4 separate regions of the Homo sapiens genome follow, and regions 1, 2 and 4 are each linked to region 3. Evidence: chromatin loops called from intact Hi-C (ENCODE). Cell type or tissue: Calu3. All regions are shown on one strand.

Region 1 (5,000 bases), 70 kb before region 3:
CAGGCAACCTACAAAATGGGAGAAAATTTTCGCAACCTACTCATCTGACAAAGGGCTAATATCCAGAATCTACAATGAACTCAAACAAATTTACAAGAAAAAAACAAACAACCCCATCAAAAAGTGGGCAAAGGACATGAACAGACACTTCTCAAAAGAAGACATTTATGCAGCCAAAAAACACATGAAAAAATGCTCATCATCACTTGCCGTCAGAGAAATGCAAATCAAAACCACAATGAGATATCATCTCACACCAGTTAGAATGGCAATCATTAAAAAGTCAGGAAACAACAGGTGCTGGAGAGGATGTGGAGAAATAGGAACACTTTTACACTGTTGGTGGGACTGTAAACTAGTTCAACCATTGTGGAAGTCAGTGTGGTGATTCCTCAGGGATCTAGAACTAGAAATACCATTTGACCCAGCCATCCCATTACTGGGTATGTACCCAAAGGACTATAAATCATGCTGCTATAAAGACACATGCACACGTATGTTTATTGCGGCATTATTCACAATAGCAAAGACTTGGAACCAACCCAAATGTCCAACAATGATAGACTGGATTAAGAAAATGTGGCGCATATACACCATGGAATACTATGCAGCCATAAAAAATGATGAGTTCATGTCCTTTGTAGGGACATGGATGAAATTGGAAATCATCATTCTCAGTAAACTATCGCAAGAACAAAAAACAAAACACCTCATATTCTCACTCATAGGTGGGAATTGAACAATGAGATCACATGGACACAGGAAGGGGAACATCACACTCTGGGGACCGTTGTGGGGTGGGGGGAGTGGGGAGGGATAGCACTGGGAGATATACGTAATGCTAGATGACAAGTTAGTGGGTGCAGCGCACCAGCATGGCACATGTATACATATGTAACTAACCTGTACAATGTGCACATGTACCCTAAAACTTAAAGTATAATAATAAAAGAAAAACAAAACTTAAAAAAAAATTACGTATCGTTTAAAGTACTTAACTCTTTACCCCAGAAACTTTTAAGTAAAATTCATACTTCACGAACATGTCTCAATATTGCAGCATTGTTTATAATTTCAAAGAAATGGGGAAAGGCGAGTTATCTAACAATGGGGAATTGGCTAAATAAATTATGATACATTTACTTCTTGGAATACATGCAGTCATTAAATATAATGTTCTTGATGCACATTTAAGGTATATATAATATACATATTTGCAAACATTTTATGTTTTACACTTTAGAGCTGTCCTTAAAGAAATGTAACTGTTCTAAAAACAGAATCAAATGTTCTTGACAGAAGGACTTTTTTCCTGTAAGTTATTGATCTTCTTTAGTGTCAATATATACAGGAAACAACCACCCTCAATTGTAATAAGAGGATCTTGTGCAGGTATGACTGCAGGATTATCATCTATAGCAAAGCAGCATGTCACAGACACTTTTAAAAACCTAAAAACTTTATCTTCCTTCTTGCTTTGAAAAATCAACCAAGGAGTAATGCAGTGAACACCAAGATTTGAGGAAAAATGAACTCATGAACCATTATATGAAAAAAAAATCATGTTACAGTTTACATAATGAGATCTCAATTTTATTAAAAAAACAAAACCTATATCCCTGTGTATGAAGATATATGCATATGAAAAAACTGTCTGACAAGAAATTCCTGTGTGTATTCCACAGCGTACCCAACTGTTGATGACGTCTCTGTTATTGGGAACTTACAGTGGATGGGAAGACCAGAAAAATATATATGAAAAGCCAGACCATGACCTAGGGAGGAGTTAAACAGAGGACAGGAGTACTGGTATTTGGTGGTTAGGCACACTGCTCTCAATGCCTAACAGTCCTGGGTTCAAATCCAGATACTGTCCCTTGCCAGATGAAACCTTGGGCAGGTTACTTCTTTCAGCCTAAATTTCTTCATCTGTAAGTATCAGTTGAGCACAAATATATTAATATTGTAAAGTGCTTAGTAAAGTGCTTCAGATCAGCTGGCTACAAATTTGGGGTCCTTGACAAACGGGGGTTTTATAGCAAGAGCTCAGTAAATGGTATTTTTTAAATAAAAAATCTACTTCATTGAGTTATTGAGGGGTACACACAATAAAATGTACTGGGCCCTACAAATTATGTAGCTGTAGTTGCTTCTACCATCGCCATAGGTTAGATTTGACTTTTCTATAGTTTCTATAAATAGGATCATAAGTATGTACTTCTTTCACTTGGTCTAATAGTTTTGAGATTCACCTAGGTTGTTGCATTTACCAACATCAGCTTTATTCCTGATAGCCAAAACCTGGCAACACTCCAAATGTCCATCGGCAGGTGAATGGCGCGTAGTGCAGAATTAACCAAACAGAGGTCTGGTCTTTGTCTTGGGCCACTGGCAGGTGATCTCTAGACCCCTGAAGTCTCCTGCAATAGGAGTGTCATCGTTTGCCTGGGGGCTTTGGCCAGCAACAGCCTAATGATGTGATTTATGATGGGCCTTTGGAACACACAGTATTTGCTCTGGCCTCTGGGAGGAGCTGGAGACTAAAGGCCAGGTGCTTGGGCAGTGTGTGATTGAGCCCCATTAAAAGCTCTGGACACCAAATCTCGGTTGAACTTCCAAGATCCACAGTACTCTGTGCACATTGCCACATATCGATGATGGGAAGGCAACATGTTCTTGGGGGCGTGGAAGCTTCATATTTGAAACTCTCCCAGATTCTGCCCTATGCAGTAGAAGCTTTGGCTATTTCTAATTTGTATTCTTTCACTGTCATAAAACTGTAATTTTAAGTATAGGGCTTTCCCAAGTTCTGTTACTTGTTCTAGCAAATTGTCAAGCCTGAGAGTGGTTGTGGAGACCTCTGAATTTGTAGCCAGCTGATCTGAAGTGAGGGTAACCCTGGGGACCCCCACACTTGGCATCTGAGGAGAGGGCAGTCTTATGGGGACTGTTCACCCAGACTTAGCAGTTTGGCAAGCTCATTGCAAATGGCTGAGAAAATTTTTGTTTATCCATGGAATACAATGTAGTATTACTTAGAGATTGAGAAAAGAGGAACAGGCTACTGATGCGTATGAGACAGAGACGAATCTCAAAAAGCATTGTGCTGAGGGAGTGTGATTTTTAATGCAGGAACTCAGCAACATGTGACAAGGGACCCCATGCACTTATTGCACAAGAAATGCTGTTTTCACAGGAAATTGGAATCACCATGGCCTGCAAAGCAGAAGAGTGTCAGAGGCAAGTTAAACTTGCTCAGGGCCTGAGAGATAGAGATGGGGAGTTGAAGGGGGCGCCTTCTTCTTAGGCAGACAGAAGTTACCTTGGGAAGACAAGCCTGGCAGGAGCATGAGCATTGAGGAGTTACGGAAGGTATGGCTGGAAATGTGGAACATTGGAAGCTAGTGGAAATTTGGATTTACCCTGTAGGACATGTGGAAGCCCCAGAGTTTTCAGAGCTGGAAGGGGGTTTCCCTGTGACAAAAATAGGTTTGGATGAATTTGTTTTATATCATTGTAACAGGCTGAAAAAAATTTGAGACAAAATATGCTTTTCTCTAATGGAGAATAATTGGGATGGTTAGAAAAAAGGATATTAGCTCTGGATATAGGAATAAACAATAAAACAATAAAGTGTTTTTCAAACTTTTCTAGACAGTGACCCAATCAAAAAGTACATTTTATATCAATACGCAGTACACATGCACATAAACACATACATACATGTGAAACAAATTTCATGAAACAATATTTCCTTTTCTTATGGGCAGTGCATCTGAAATGTTCTATTTCATTCTGCTGCGTTCTATTCTATTATGTTCTATTCTATTTCTTTTTTAAACAATGCTAGTCATAGGTGACTAAACATATTCCGTCCTAATATGGCCACCCCTCCAGAAGACCAGGACACTCCCAGTTCTGCAGAGGCATGGCCATGGGTGTGGCAGAGAGCATGGGATGGGAGTGGGAGAGCAGGTGTGGGGACTGGCTCTGTCTTTCAGGTTACGTGGCTTCAGGCATAGCTCATCATCTCTGACCTCTGACCCCTGCTATAGGCCAAATACCTGTGTTCTTCTCCAAATTAATATGTTGACACCTAATCCCCAGGGTGATGGTGTTAGGAGGTAGGGCCTTTGGGAAGTGATTAGGCTATAAGGGTGGAGCCCTCATGAATGGGATTCATGCCTTTATAAAAGAGGCCCCAGAAAACAGCCTCCCTGCTTCCTCCATGGGAGGACAGAGTGAGAAAACACCATCGATGAATCAGGAGGTGGACCCTCACTAGATACCAAACCTGTTGGCACCTTGATCTTGGACTTCCCCGCTTCCAGAACTGTGAGCAGTAAGTGTCTGTTGTTTACGAGGCATCCAGTTTATGGTAGTTAGTGACAGCATCTCAAAAGAACTAGGACAACCCCTTTGCCCACTCCTTGGAGGGGCTGACAAACTTGCTCAGACTTAGAGCGGCTTGGTGCCTTTGGGGATAAGATCATGTATTTGAAAAGATCTTGGGAATGGCTATGTGCTACTTAAGGGAAAGAGGCTGTGTCCTTGTTTTTGCTCATCTCCCTGCACGTCTGGCACCCACTGCAGGTGATGCTTATCACAAAGTAGGCAAGTTGATGTCACCATATAAATAATTTTAAAAGTTCTGAGCATGCATTCTGGTGGTGTTATATGTTTAGGTGCATGGTCTTTAAACCTCACTAAAATATTCTTAGCTGGAAATTATTATCTTTATTGTATGGGTGAGGAAACAGAAGCTCAGAGAGGGGGGCTACTTGCCTGTGGTCACAAGAGTGAGACAGATTTCAGAGCCCAATCTGTCTGCTTTTTATCCCAGCTCCCCTGCCCACACCTGCCTCCACTGTGTAGCCCCTCAGGGTCCAAAGGCCAGGCTCAGGATATTTAGGGGTGAGTTTTAGTACAGGTGTCCTTGTGGTGCTCTCACTCTGGGTCCTGGTGGCCCCACAACATTCTAAATCTTTTATATGTGAAGG
Region 2 (5,000 bases), 450 kb before region 3:
CCCATGATCCAATCACCTCCCACCAGGCCCCTCTCCTGACAAGCGAAAATTTCAATTCAACATGAGATTTGGGTGGGGACACAGAGCCAAACTATGTCACCCATGTTCATAGAGGCACTATTTGCAAGAGCCAAAAGATGGAAGTAACCCAAGTGTCCATCAATGAATGCATGGATAAACGTTTTAATTACCTACAATGAAATATTGTTCAACTCCAAAAAGAGAGTAAATTCTGACACATGCTATAAGGTGGATGAAGCTTGAGGATATTATGCTAAATGAAATAAGCCAGGGACAAATAGACAAATATTGTATGACTCAACTTATGTGAGGTACTTAGAGTAGTCAAAATCATAGAAACAGAAAACAGAAATGGTGGTTGCCAGGGGCCTGTGGGAGTGATATGGTTTGGCTCTGTGTCCCCACCCAAATCTCATTTCTAACTGTAATCCCCACGTGTGGAGGAGGGACCTGGTGGGAGGTGATTGGATTATGAAGGCAGTCTCCCCCATGCTGTTCTTGTGATAGTGAGTGAGTTATCACAAGATCTGATGGTTTTATAAGTGGCAGTTTCCCCTGCTCTTTTCTCGCCTGCTGCCATGTAAGACGTGCCTCCTTCCTCCTCCACCACGATTGTAAGTTTCCTGAAGCCTCCTCCGCCATGCAGAACTGTAGGTAAATTAAACCTCTTTTCTTTATAAATTACCCAGTCTCAAGCAGTTCTTTACAGCAGTGCAAAAATGGATTAATATGGGGGGGAAGAGGAAATGGGGAGTCATTACTTGATGGGTATAGAGTTTCAGTTTTGCAAGATGAAATGAGTTCTGGGTATTGGCTGCACAATAATGTGGGTGTACTTAACACCACTGAACTGCACACTAAAAATGGTGAAGGTGGTAAGTTTCATGTTACATGTTTACCAATATTTAAACAAAGCGAAAACACTTATAAGTTTGGAAGAAGAACTTTGCAGAGCTAAAGCTCAGACCTTGGAGTGTTAGTGTCTCTGAGCTCAGAGGAAAGGCCCTGTGGGGCTGAGACCTGGACCTCTGGATATGGTGGGGATGGACTGGCTGCTACTGGTGTCTTGAAGGAGGCACGATGATCAGGCTACCCCTATAAGTGTTGGAAAAACTGCCAACTGGAACCAAGTGCTGGTACTGGGACTAAACTAATTGCTGCTGCCTGGTGAAGAAGAATTACTAGGGTGAGACTGACAGGAAGCAGAAAAAAATTCCTTCTTTCTTCTCCAGCCTCGCAGTCTCCCTCTACCAACCTCTCTTGGCAGAGTCTAGCTTGGAGCCAGCTGGCAAACAGAAAAGTGGTTTGCAAAGTCCTGATCCCAGCAGCACCAAACTGAGTATAGAAGAGGAGTTTGAAAATGAGACAATGGCTGACACAGTGGGCCACTGAACATTTAATTTATGAACAAGGAAATGGCATAATCAGAGTGTTAGAATGCTGACTCTGGTGGCAGTGTGAGAAATAATTGAAAAAGGGAGACTTACGAGACTATTAAATCTATCCAGGAAAGATGCAGTGAGAGTCCAGCCTTGGATTTGCTCCAATTCTGTTATCAAAGTTTCTGTCCTGTTCCTGAATCCTGAGTCATCTTGCCCATGTTATCCTTAGTTCTTGTACGTGGATCCCCTTCCAATTTCTGTTGCTGTGCCTTTTTAGCCTACCCAAGACTGCCCATTCACAAGTTAAGGACAGCTAAGAATTCTAGACTGGACAGCCTGCCTGGGTCCCCTAATATGACCTGCTTTAAATAGCACCATATTCCAGGAAACTCTTCAGACATCCTGCTATTCCTCTGAAATCTCTGAAGCTAACTGCTTACCTAGTCCTACTATGTGCCATACCTAAGTGTTAGGGTTTCAGAGATGAACGATATTCTATACTCAAGAGGCTGGGCATGGTGGCTCATGCCTGTAATCCTAGCACTTTGGGAGGCCAAGGCAGGAGGATCATTTGAGCTCAGGAGTTAGAGGCCAGCCTGGCCAACATAGGGAGACCTCATCTCTAAAAAAAAAGGAAAAAGTATTCTATACTCAAGGAAACTGAAGTTTAGGGAAAAAGGCATCAAATGTAAATAAATAGTTAGAATATGATGATAGAAAAGTAATTGCTAATATTTATTATAAGATAGGAATTTTTAAGTGCTTGAGATACAAACACATTTAAACCTCGTAACAAACCTAGGAGGTAGGTTCTGTTATTACTCCCATTTTATAGGTGGTGAAACTGAGACACAGAAGATTAAGTGATTTGTTCAAGGTCAGGCAGTAAGGAAGTGTTGGAACTGGCATTCAAGTCCCAGAGCAGTCAGCCTCTGCAGTTCAGGATTCAGGGACTGAGAGTAGGAAAATTTAAAAAGGTTGATGAGGTTCAAATGGAAATCAACAAGAGGGTCTGACAAATTGGATTAAGTTTTCACCTGTGGGTAGAGGGAGAAAGGGTGTGTGTGTGTGCGCGTGCGTGCGTGTGCACATATATATGCGTATGTGTTCGTATTCGTGTGTGTGTGTGTGTGTGTGTGTGTGTGTGTGTGTGTGTAGCTGCATGGCTCTCCTTAGAGATGCTTCTTTAAATCCCCCTTTTCTTGCCTACCACTGCTTATAACCCACCATTTCTGCAATGAAAGGCAGAGATGGAGGACCTGCGTACACTCTATGGTAAATTGTTGGAGTAAAACCTGTTCAGAAATCAAACCTTCCTCTTTGGCTGCCTGCCACTGTGCTGGATTCAATCATAACAAGTAGCCCAGACCCCAACCATCTTCTCTACATCAACCTCACCTTTATTCTACCACAATATTCATCTGTTATCAAATGAGATAAAGTATAAGAGAGCATTTTATAAGTTATTAAGTGTCATACAAATATTAGTTATCATTGTTACTACCACCTGCAAAACTGGTCAATTTCGATAAGTTTCCTTTTCTGCATGTCTGAGTTCTATGAAAAACTTCACTAAAAAACTCATTGAAAAATCCCCATGTTGTTTTCGGAACTGATCACTAGGTGTTGCTATTTGATAACACATTATCAACACCCTGCCCACCCCCAAATGCCTGTATTTTTTTGCAGAGGTACTGAGATTGATTTTTCTCTATTTGATTTTGATAAGAATTATCTGTTGTGTTTCACATAATTTGCAGAGAAATAATTTGAAGTCAAGTAGGAGTAATTGGCCTTATTCCTTGCTTCCCCTCTTTTTCCTCTTTCATGCCTTCGATTTTAACAACCATCTCTCTCACTGCAGTGCCTGCAATGCAGATCACTCCTCAATCCCTATTTCATCTATTCAACAAATATTTATTGAACATTATATATGTGCCAGACATTGACTAGGAGCTGAGTATACAAGAGTGAATAAAACAGCCAAAGTTTTGACCACCATGCAGCTTACTCTTACGGCTCTTTCTTGGACAACCGACCCACATTTTCAACTTTTTTTGCAATAGGAACTAAACTTGTCTTTTCGTTTCCCACATTGAAAATCTCTCAGGTAGCATCCATGTAGCTGAACTGCTTCTCAAACTCATCATATTCATCCTGAGCACCACCTTTTGACTTGAATGGAAACATGACTTGTTCTCTTAAGTCATCAAGCTCAAAAATCTCAGTTATGCTAAGTGAAATAAGCCAGGCACAGAAAGTCAAATACTGGGTGATCTCCCTTATATGTGGAATCTAAAAAAGTAAATTTCATAGAAACAGTGAGCAGAAAGATGGTTGTGGTTACCATCGGCTGGTGAGGGGGAGAAGGGTGGGAGAAGCGAAGGAATGTTGATCAAAGGGTTCAAGGTTTCAGTTTAGACTGAAGGAATACGTTTCAATGATCTATAATAATGTATTGTGTATTTCAAAACTGTTAAAATAATAGATTTTTAACATCTCACAAGAAAAAAGATAAATTGATGAAGTGATAGATATGTTAGATATGTTAATTAGCTGGATTTAACCTTTCTACAATGTGTGCATGGATCAAAACATCATGTTGTACCTCATAAATGCACATAATTATTTTTGTCAATTAAAAATAAATAAAGTTTAAAAACCCAAACTTTTTTTTTTTTTTTTTGAACTGCTTCCTCTCCTTTGCTTCCATTCCTAATCAATTGTCACATCCAAGCTTTGGAACAGGTCTTCAGTGCCCCTGGCCTGGGCCACAGTGATAGAATTTCCTGCTTCCTTTTCCTCTTACCTCCAACAAATCCTCTACATTGCTGACAGAGTAATTCTCTTGAATAGTACTTCTCACCATACAACCCCCAGCCCCTTTCTTTATTCTAAGCATTTAAACTCCTATTCTTAGCATCTAAATCTCTCCATCACCTGACTTCAACCTCCATAGTCTTCACTCTACCTCTAAATCAACAAAAAGTGGGTTAAGAAATGTTTATGTACCATGCATTGGACTAAGGCACATGGAGTAGAGATATGAACAAGACCAGATCCCTTCCCTCATGATAAGCAGAAGATTACTAAATAAGTGTTATGGATTGAATTGTGCCCATCCCCAATTCATATGTTGATACCCTACCCGCCAGTACCTTAGAATGTATTAGGAGATAGGGCCTTTAAAGAGGTAAAGGGGTTAAATGAGGTCATGAGGGTAGGACACCAATCCAGTAGGACTGGTGCTCTTGTAAAAGGAGAGAGATACACCAGGGATGCACACATACAGAGGAGAGGTGACGTAAGGACACAGAGAGAAAGAAGACAGCCATCTGCAAGTCTGGAAAGAGACCTCAGGAGAAACCAAACCTGCCAACACTTTGATCTTGGACTTCCAGTTGATGGCAGTGGCAGGCCATTTGTAGCAACCGCTGCCATCATGCCAGCTGCAGCAGGGAGGCGCAGCCAGGGCTGCACACTCCATGAAGCCAGCAGGAACTGGGGAGAAGTGGGAGCCCCACCCATTCTGAGTTGGGGCAGGAGCTCCTTGGATGCCACTGCAGCCGCCCAAGCCACAGCTGCGGACCCAGACAT
Region 3 (5,000 bases):
GTCTGGCATGCTGTGGGGGTTTAACAACACCTCTGCCTGTCCAAGAAATAAGAGCAGCATCTCCAAGCCATTGGAACAACCCCAACTCCTCCACTGCCCCACCCTTGCCATGCTCCCAATGTCCCTGGAATCACCCCTTGGAATTTCTACTTGTCCCTCACTTTCATCCCTGGCCCAGGCCCATCCCTGTCCACGTGGCAGGATGCCTGATAGTGACTGGGAGGCAGATGAGTCAGGGTTTGAAGCCCAGCTCTGCTACTCGTTGGCTGAATAACCACAGGCATGTTAGTTACTCCCCTCACTCAGTTTCCCCATCTGTCCGATGAAGAAAATAATACCCGCTCACTAGAGCTGTTGTGAGGGCTGTATGAGCTAAGGGCCTGGGCCAGTGGCTTGCTAAGGGAGGCTCACATCAGGTACCAATATTGGTTTGTTTTCTGGGATGGGGATCCATGACTCTGGCCCTGCCACAGGGTGAAGTCGCTGGAGAGTGTGGGGAAAAGAAAGCATCTGCCAGTTGTCTGAGTCCCCAAATTCCTCACGTCCCACTTGTAGGTTAGGCAAAAGTGTCTACCCTGCTGCTTCTCTGTCTCATTAGAGATGCGACTGAAGGCAGATCCTCTCCTCATCCCATGGTGTGGTCCAATTAAGCGTGTGAGCTGGAAAAGTGTCCCCCTGGCCAGATGCTCCCCATGATGGGCAGCCGGGTGACAGTGGCCACAGGGAGCCCTGTGGCTCCAGGCTCCAGGCTCCTCCCTGGAGCACATCAGCCAGCTCTGTGGCCATTCCCACATGGAGACACCACAGGACCTTCTCAGGGAGACAGAAGCTGCCTCGCTCCAGGGAGGCCTGCGATGCACATCTGCCCCACGGGTTTAAGGAAGCAGGGCTGGGCTGCCCGCCTTGCCCTGGATGACCCTGGCTGTCTTCTTCTGGGAGATGAACTACACCATCCTTTGGAGAGATGGGGCTTCCTGGGGACACAGTCACCCAGCCTCCCTGCGCACTGGCAGGGGACTCAGAGCCACCTTCTCCCACTGAAGTCACCCTTCCATCTGTCCAGCTCTGATTTTTTTCTGCAGGTGACTCCCTGCCCCTTTTGGTGAATGCTGTTCACAGCACTGAGGGTGGGTGGCTCAGAGGGCCCCCAGGGCCAGGCAGCAAAGGCCACCTTGTGATTTGGGGGTGTCAGCCGCAGAAGCCCATGCTGTCTCCACTACCAGCATGTGGCTGGAGCATTTTCATTTGCTTACAGGCAAATAAATCTCAAACCACTTCCCGCCTGTCTTTAGGTACATCCAGGCCCCCATCGGCACTGTCTGAGCTCAGGGAAGGGCAACTAATCCTATTGCCCAAAGCACAATGAAGCTAGAAAGCAAGCCTGATGCACTAAGTGGAAAGAAAGAAAGAATTCCTCCATCGTCTCTTCCTGCTTTGCGTTATCAGCACTATGGCACCTCCTCCAGCATAGATAAGGGAGACTATTATGTTTGGACAATCTGCATTTTGGACTTTCTGAAATAAGAGCCTCTTTATTCTGTTACCTAAGTATAGTAATTATGTTCTTTCACTCATTTTAAAATTCACTTATTTAACAAATATTTTTTGGACAACCACTGATACTACCTTGGTCCCATCCTCAGATGATAAATAAGTAAACGCATAGATATTTATGTGGCTGGATAGGCCTTCTCCTCTAGCTGCTGAGAAAAACATTAATAGCACAATCTCACACACACAGGAGTTGGGATGGAGCTCTCGGGCACCACATCTCCCACCGGGGTTTGGAAGGCACCTGGACCAAAAGGAGGTAGATGTTCTTTTATGCACAGTAAGATCCAAAGCATATGCTGGTACTAGCAGGGGATTAGACAACCAGGAGTCAGAAGGTTTAAAAAACTAAAGGCCAGCCCACCTTGCTTCCTCTGCAATGGAGATGGGCCAGAGAGAACAGCTGCCATGTGCACCCTATGTGGGAGAAACTGAGGAGTCTCCAGACACAAGAGGAGGCCAGGAAAAGGGCCCGGGTCTAGGAAAGGTGAGAGGTGAGACTTCAAGGGGCCAGTGCAGCTGGGGAGCAATGGAAAAGACAAAATAAACAGGAAGAAGGAGAGTCTGTGGATGGAACAGTCTCTATCAAGAGAGGGCAGGTCACGTGGGGATGTCTCATGGTCTTGGTCCCTCAGTGTAGATAATGCAGGGACCCTGCTGAGTCTCCAACCCCACCCTGATGCTACAGATTGGATTCTACCACTGAGAACTGGTGACTAAAATCTGCTTGAGTCTTGGTGTAGGCTCAGGTGTTGTTTTCTGATACAGGGTGGTAGGGAGCTGCTCTGTCCCCGCAATCATAGGCAGGTGCCCAAAGTACCTTCAGCAGGGAATATGGGTGGTCAGAGAGGTGGAAGAAATTACTCATCAGCTAAGCAACAGACTGATTTCAAGATAAGAAACTGCTCACGTTACATCTAATCACAAATTCTCTGTGCCACACTGGAGACCAATAGGAGGTACAGAAGAGAGACTAACAGCACTGGGTGTGTGTGCAAGAATCTGCTTTAGATGAGCTGTCCAGGAAAGTCCCCTAAATAGATGACTTTTAAACTGAAATCTAGAACAGCCCTATTCACAGTGGGGTCCATAGACCACTGGTGCACCCTACTGGTGCACCAACTGTTGGCTACAAATCCATGACAAATAAATAGAGAAATCAATCTGACCTTGTCACAACATCCATGTGTTTTCAATTTCTATTTTGATAGATACTTTCAATATCTAAATTGCATTTAAATAATGCAATTTGACTACAGTTGAATCTGATAGTTAAAAATGGGACTTGTATTATGTGTTTGTCTTTTTATTTTATCTAGTATCTGTTTTTATTGTGTATTATTGGTCTGCAACGTATTAGAAAACAGTAACCAAATCACTGGTCCCTTCACTACAGAGAGATGAGAGGCCCTAATCCGATCATAAATGCATACAGGAATGCACGATGCATAAAAACTAGGAAGGACTCGGTCCAGGAAGTGCTGGAGGAGGATGTGCCTGGCAGAGAGGATGGCACATGTGAAGGTGGGCTGGAGGCAGTGAAGAGAGGCCGATGGTGGCTGAGTGTGCAGGAGACAGAGGGCTACACAGCACGAGGGATGGGAGGCAGGCGGGACACTGTGTGTGCAGCTGCATGGAACCACGGCAAGTAGTTGGGATTTTATCATAGTGTGAAGGGACACTGCAAAGAGTGGGAACTGGCATATTTCTTAAAAGCTAGCTGGGTGGAGAACAGGCTGTTAGAGAGCAGGGATAGACATGGCAGGACTGCCAGGAAGTGGCTACCATGCCTGGAGAGATGATGGCGGCCTGGACCAGGACAGTGGCAGCCAATGTGGTGGGAAGAAGAGTGACTTGAATGTTATTCCTCTGTTTCTAAATAGGGCTTGGTGATTAGGCGGCTAGGAGAAAAAGAAGGATAACTCCCAGATTTCTGACCTGGCTCGATTGTGGTACTACTGACTATGCTAGGTTTTTGTTGGGTTTATTTGTTTCATGGCAAGGGAGTGGTACAGAGCTTGGTTTTGCACTGGTCGGGTTTGAGCTTCCAGTGGGAAAGTCATCCAGGTCAGTTAGGCAGCCAGAGAAAGAGTCTGGGATAAATGCAGAACTCAGGAATCATGAGCATAGAAATAATCTTTACAGCCACGGGACTGCACGCACTCACATAAGGGGAGAGGGCAGACAGAAAAGGGAACGGGACCCAGTCCAAATGCTGAGACACCCTACAGGGACGAAAAAGATGGCAGAGGAGACTAGGGCGCATCATGGAAGCCGCGAGGGGAGACTGTCCCAAGGAAGAGGGAGCAGCTCCTCACAAGCTGAGAAGGATGGAAAAAGAAGAGTGGCCATTGGATTTGGCCAAATGGGAGTCAGTAGAGACCCTAAGAAAAGCAGCTTTGATACAGTGGCAGAGGGGAAGCCATTCTGCAGTGAGTTGGGGAGTAAAAGGGGATGGAAACCTCAGGTGACTCTTTAGAGAAGTTTGCTGCAGGGAAGCAGTAAAGCAGAGGCCGGAGGGTCCAGGGAGAGCCCCGCCCCCACCCCAGAGCTCTTGATCTTGTTAAGACGTTGGCAGGAGTGGTTCAACACAGGGTACAAGGTTGGTAATCCAGGCAGGAGGGCAGTCATTCAGGAGGAGAAAGATGTGATCTTCCACATGAGTGGAAGGAGGGGCTGGCCTCTGACAGGCGTAGGAGGGGCTGGAGGGAAGCATGAGTGCTGGACACAGGCCTCAGCAGATCGGTGGCCAGGGTGGTGGAGATGTGAGTAAGCTGCCCTCTGAAGGCTCCCCTTTTCCGAATGAAGTGTGAGGCAAGGCCACCACTCAGAGGTGGGAGGGGGGCTGAGATGAGAACTATGTATCACTTATCACAGTCCTTAACCAATTTATATGTTTCATTACATGCAAAATAATAAAATGAGGCTTAAAACCAGTGTGTGCCTTGCAACTATCCATACAAATAACTCCAGGGCATGGGGCAGGGGAAGCAGAAGAATGTAGAATATTTTAACTTACTAAATGAATATTTAGAATGTACAATGAATGAATACTAATGTAGTATTATAGAATATTTTAACCTACTAAATCCTTCTGAGCCACTGAGCCCAGGTGCTTTGACTGAGTATTTTCATTCTTACTAGTTCCAAAGGTCCATACAGCCCCCCGGGTGTTCTTCATGTAGGAAAGACTTGCTCCTTTAGTCTGTGCATTCACATCTACCCCACACAGCTCGTGGGAGAGGCTGCTGGTTGCTCACCATAACCCATGTTCCACGAGCACCCAGCTGGTCCACATTGCCCACTGTCCCTTGTTTCTCTAAGTTCTAGCCAATGGAATATGAAGAGAAATGATAACTACTACTTTCACGCTTGATCCATGAAGCCTTCCCATGCTTCTCTGGCTGCCTAGAATGGAAATGATCTCCTAGGGGACCTCAGAAGCCCAC
Region 4 (5,000 bases), 440 kb after region 3:
ACTCTGTCTCAAAAAAAAAAAAAAGAAAAGAAAAGAAAAGTAAAGTAAAGAAAGCCATGTGTTGACTAATAATAATGAGAGTATTATGAATCAAGGATTACAATTAATCCAATTTTGAACATGGACAGTAAAAAAAGAAATCCCCACAGCAGGTAGAGAGGGAGATATTTACGAGTTAAGAATCCTGCCCAGGGAGCCTCAAATCTAACAAGCCTGTTCCCACAGCAGGCCTGGCAGTGAAATCAGCTGGGAAGGTGGTATCCACAGCCCCTCAGTCACTCTCCCTTGCAGTTAGGGTCTAGGCTGCACTTGGAAAGAGCCTCATCTCCCGTCCCCAGCTCCCCAGTCACTAGTCCAAAGAGAACACTGAGTTCTCCACTGGGTTTTCAAAGGAAAGGCAAAGGAGGATAAAACATTAACAGGTCCTTGTTAGTATAGGTTCTTGTTAGACTTTCAATTTACAAGGAATTTTAGAGAAATGCCTCAAGCTGAACCTGTAATAGCCAGGTGGGAACTTGGGCAGATGGTAGCAATTTCTCAAGGTTCGTCCCAAAACACTGCTGCAGATCCTTCCCATGGTCACTGTTTAAACACATGTCCTGTCCAGTCTTTCTTGTAACCATCCCTTGAGTCATTTCTTTCCTCTCCATCCCCACAGCCATGACTTAAGTACAATTCTTTATTCCTTCTAGCCTGCAGCACAACAATAGCCTTCCAAATCTCTCAAATCCCTCCAATCTCCACAGTCTGATCCTGTCACTTAAGGTACTTCAATGCTCCTCACCTTGCCTTAAAGATGATAGCCCAACTCCTTGGTACAGCACTGTGACCCTCAGCGTCTGGGTGTCCCAGCCCTGTCACCGTCACAACCCTGTCTGCCCATATCTCCTCCATGCAGAACTAACATTGGAAACACCCCCCAAACTCACAATGCCTTTTCACACCTCTATGCTCTTTCTGGCTGCAAGGACAGTCACTCTGGTCTCTCCCTGCTTAGGCATGACTCACCTTTCTAGATTAAGTTCAAATATCACTCCTCCAGAATGTCTCTCAAGGTAAAGGCTAGCCCATGCATCTCACTGAATTGTAAGGTTGGCTTCTCCGTTCCATATCTTCCCCACTACTCCCATTAAAGTTGAAATTCCTTGCATGCAGGGACTGTATTTTTCATCCTTATGTCTCTATTCCCTTTATCTCAAATTTCTTTTTTTTTTTTTTTTTTTTTTTGAGATGCAGTCTCGCTCCATCTCCCAAGTTGGAGTGCAGTGGCATGGCACAATCTCGGCTCACTGCAACCTCCACCTCCCGGGTTTGAGCGATTCTCCTACCTCAGCCTCCTAGGTAGGGATTACAGGTGCACACCACCACACTCAGCTAATTTTCGTATTTTTAGTAGAAATGGGTTTTCACCATGTGGGCAAGTCTCGTCTCAAACTCCTGACCTCAGGTCATCCACCCGCTTGTGCCTCCCAAAGTGCTAGGATTATAGGCATGAGCCACTGCACCCAGCCTATCTCAAATTTCTTTCTGTGACTTAGAACCTGGCACATAATATGAGTTCAATACATGCTTGATGAATTAATAATTAGCTAAATATATAAGTCATATTCAAACTTTGTATTTCACACTCTTGGACTGGTAAGAGACAGAGTATAGTTAAGCCCGTGATGAGTATAATTGTATGAATTAAAGTACACATGTATACTGAGGGCTCATTTCACGTGTGAGTCTCTGAAAATGTTTGCGACTACAACTTAAACCAAGACAACCTAAGGATTTCGAGAAGCAGTAAGAGTATCCAGAGAAAATAGTAACTTAGATGCAGCCAATACAAGCTCAAGACTGAGAGTCTGCAAATCTAGATTCCAGCCTCTGCTCTGCCACATTCTTGAGTGACCTGGAGAAGTCACTTTAACCCTGGGTCTTCCTGTGCTCATCTGACACAGAGGGCATGGGAGCCTGGAGCCCAGCCCTCCTGTGCACCCTGTCTAGCTACACTTCTCTGGAGGCGAAAGGCTGCTGGGCATTGAACACAGCTATCAGCCTGGGAGCTGGGCCGAGCCTCACCAGGGAATAGTGAGGGGCTCCCTGCTCCGACAGCACACAGGTGCACACACACGCCTGCTCATCAGGTCCCCGGCTGACCCCTTTACACACACCATCTCCTGCTTCTGCAACAATGCCGTGCAATAGCAACTATCACCAGCCACATTCTACAGGTGAGAAAGCTGAGCTTCATCCACAGTTCCTCAGTAGCAGGAGTAGGATTGGAACCCAAGTGTGTTAGCTAAAAGCCCACACATTTATCCAAGATACCATATTGACACTGTTTAAAGTGACAAACGATCACTTTATGTAGAATGCACCCAGGGAGTTGAACTGATGGAGTCTGCATTCTTGTCACAGAGTCCACTCTCCCCTCCACATCTCCCCCTTAGCCCCAACACAGGACTGCTGGGTTCCTCTGCTAGTCCCAGGTGAGATACTCTCTCACCTTCCAGCAGCAGGTAACAAGGACCAGGAGGCACCAGAGACAAACCCAGCTCCTCACTGCAGCCAGCAAGGGAATATGGCCTCTCAGAGCAGCTGGGATTCTAGCCAGCTGAAATTAAACTGCGCAGCGACAGCAGTCAGAGGTAACTCATGTTAAAGGTATCAGTGATGGCTCCAGCAACTGGTGGTCTCTGCTGCCCCCTAGATGTCTGTTTCCTCCAACAGGCCTCAGATTAATTTAAAACCAAGTGCTTGGTGTAATATTGCATAGTAACACTCTTTTCCTGCTTCATCAATCATGCATTTATCCTACCTTTCCTGTGTGGACTGTAAGTAGTTGGCAAGGCAATGCTCTTCTTAAGAATTGCAGCAAATAGGAGAACAAGTGATAGAGGAGTCACCGTCTGGCAACCCTTAATGACATAATGAGTCTAGGTAGCCATCACCAATGGATGCTAACACAATTAGATGAAAGGCGAATGGAGAACTTTATAATAGATGGATCTGACTGAAACACCTAAGCCCACTTATCAATCTGTGCATCTATGCATGGGACATTATTGCCTTCTCATATAATACGGTGTACAATATAGGTTCATCTGTGAAGACCTCTGTCCACCCCCCAAAAAATAAACTGAATCCAATCAAACCTCTAGATTTTACTGCCAGTTTAGAGAAAATAAGAGGTTAGTCAGGGTTTCTTAGCCTCTGCATTATTGACATTTTGGATAACCACCAAAAGGATAGTAAAAACCAGTCTAATGGTGAAATGAAATAATAAAAAATAGTTAATCCAAAAGAAAGGAAAAAAAAAAAGGAGAGGAAGGAAAACATAGACTTGATGGGACAAACAAAAAGCAAAAAGAAGAAAGTAGGTTTAGATGCAAACATATTAGTAATTCCATTAAATCTAAATGATTGCATTAAAAAAATTCTCAGCCTAGTTAAAAGCAACAAAGGGACATAGCTTAACTATAAAGATATAGAAAAGTTAAAAATAAAAGTACAGAAAGAAATGCATGCAAACACCAAAAGAAAGATGATATAGCTATATAATATCAGAAAAAGAACACCCTGAGGCAAGAAGCATTATTAGCGATAAAGAGAAACATTTCATAATCATGAAAGATCAATTCACTGGGAAGATGTAGTAAAACTGTATACTTATAACAACATAGCCACGAAATATGTACAATAAAAATTGGCAAGACAAAAAGGAAAATATGCAATCTTAATATGAGATATTAATACAATACTCTTAGTAACGGATAGAACAAGCAGACAAAAATACCAATAAGGATATAGAAGATTTGAATAACACAATTAACAAACTTAGCCTCCTTAGCATATGTAGAATACTGCACCAAACAGCAGCAAAGTCCGTGTTCTTTTCAAATGCACATGGAGTATTTACCAAAATTGGCCACCACACACCCCACAGTCCTGGTGGCATGGGCACATTTTGTGCATAGTTGATTGATATGGGAGACTGTACCTGACCCAACATGGGTCAATGAGTTTTTTCCCTAGATTTTTGGACTTGAATCTGATGGTTGAAGCTGTGAAAAATAAAGTTTGGGCACTTTTCCTCCCACCTTGAAAAGGGGATCCCAATGTTATCTGAGTCTCTGTTTAGGTTATTCCTGAGGCATGCGTATTCTACCTTGGTTTTACAATGACATTCCAGAATCTTTAGCATGCATTTACTTTGGACTTTTTTTTACCGTGATAAAATATATATAACATAAAATGTACTAGGTTTAGCATTTAAGTGTACAGTGCAGTGGCACTAAGTACATTCGCATTGTTATGCAACCATCACACCATCCATCTCCAAAACCGCAGGTTTCATCTTTTCATCTTCCAAGACTGCAGCTTTATCTCCATTGAGCACCAACTCCACATTTCCCACTCCTTGTATCCTCTAGCAACCATCATTCTACTCCTAGACTACTTTGTGACTCAGTTTCTCTGTCACTTAAGAGAAGAGAGGCTCCATTGCTGACTGCAGGGATTGCTTCTGTATATGCAGGCCTTCTTGCATCTATAGGATTAGGTTTACTGCAGGGAAAAAAGGTAAGAGAAATATACATCATATGGGTTTTTGGAGGAAGAAAAGAGGCGACAGCACAAAATGGATGAGGTTTTCGTGTTGGGTGTCCTGCACACAGGACTCAGCAGCCCTGCCATGTATCTATCTGCCCAACTCTTTCCCATGGAGTTCATCTTGTGGGCCACTTCCAAATTATAGATCCACAGGCAAGTTTCACAGCTCTGTCGCTGTCACCTGTGGCAAGCTTCTCATAGTGCCTCTGTGGCTTAATGTCATGAGCCCCTCCATTGTGAGCATTCTGTTTAGGGTCCTGCACCATCACAGCCTGGCAATGAGCTTCAGATGTTTTGCCATAACCTTAGATTTAAGTCATCAAGCAGCAGGACCAAGACCTATCATGCATTTACTTTTGTTTTTGGCTTAATTTGAGTTGGTTTTTTTCCTTGTACAAAAA

Evidence for each region. Peaks named below come from ENCODE experiments on the same cell type or tissue, not always from the same donor. Only the 100,000 strongest peaks of a DNase experiment are listed, where the experiment ranks them.
Region 1: a loop joins it to region 3, with 5 times the contacts of the local background. A loop is called at or near these places in 9 of 110 quality-filtered maps.
Region 2: a loop joins it to region 3, with 3 times the contacts of the local background. A loop is called at or near these places in 5 of 110 quality-filtered maps.
Region 4: it touches region 3 in a loop (3-fold over the local background); 2 of 110 quality-filtered maps call a loop at or near these places.

The regions. Positions count from the first base shown.
Region 1 is chr1:223,172,685-223,177,684 of GRCh38, forward strand. No RefSeq gene overlaps it. Among named protein-coding and RNA genes, the nearest start is that of TLR5, 32 kb to the left of the region's middle. In Calu3, a CTCF peak has its summit at 2,482; a DNase peak (open chromatin) is centred at 2,547.
Region 2 is chr1:222,789,917-222,794,916 of GRCh38, forward strand. No RefSeq gene overlaps it. Among named protein-coding and RNA genes, the nearest start is that of DISP1, 23 kb to the right of the region's middle. In Calu3, CTCF peaks have their summits at 3,017 (motif pointing right) and 3,217; no DNase peak of the experiment used is centred here.
Region 3 is chr1:223,242,383-223,247,382 of GRCh38, forward strand. All of the region lies in intron 5 of SUSD4 (sushi domain containing 4), which reads right to left. Among named protein-coding and RNA genes, the nearest start is that of TLR5, 100 kb to the left of the region's middle. RefSeq lists enhancers at 438-938, 2,309-2,428. In Calu3, no CTCF peak of the experiment used is centred here; a DNase peak (open chromatin) is centred at 2,559.
Region 4 is chr1:223,681,705-223,686,704 of GRCh38, forward strand. The region is part of intron 2 of LOC105373281 (a long non-coding RNA gene); the gene reads right to left. Among named protein-coding and RNA genes, the nearest start is that of CAPN8, 19 kb to the left of the region's middle. In Calu3, CTCF peaks have their summits at 2,688 and 2,891; a DNase peak (open chromatin) is centred at 2,677.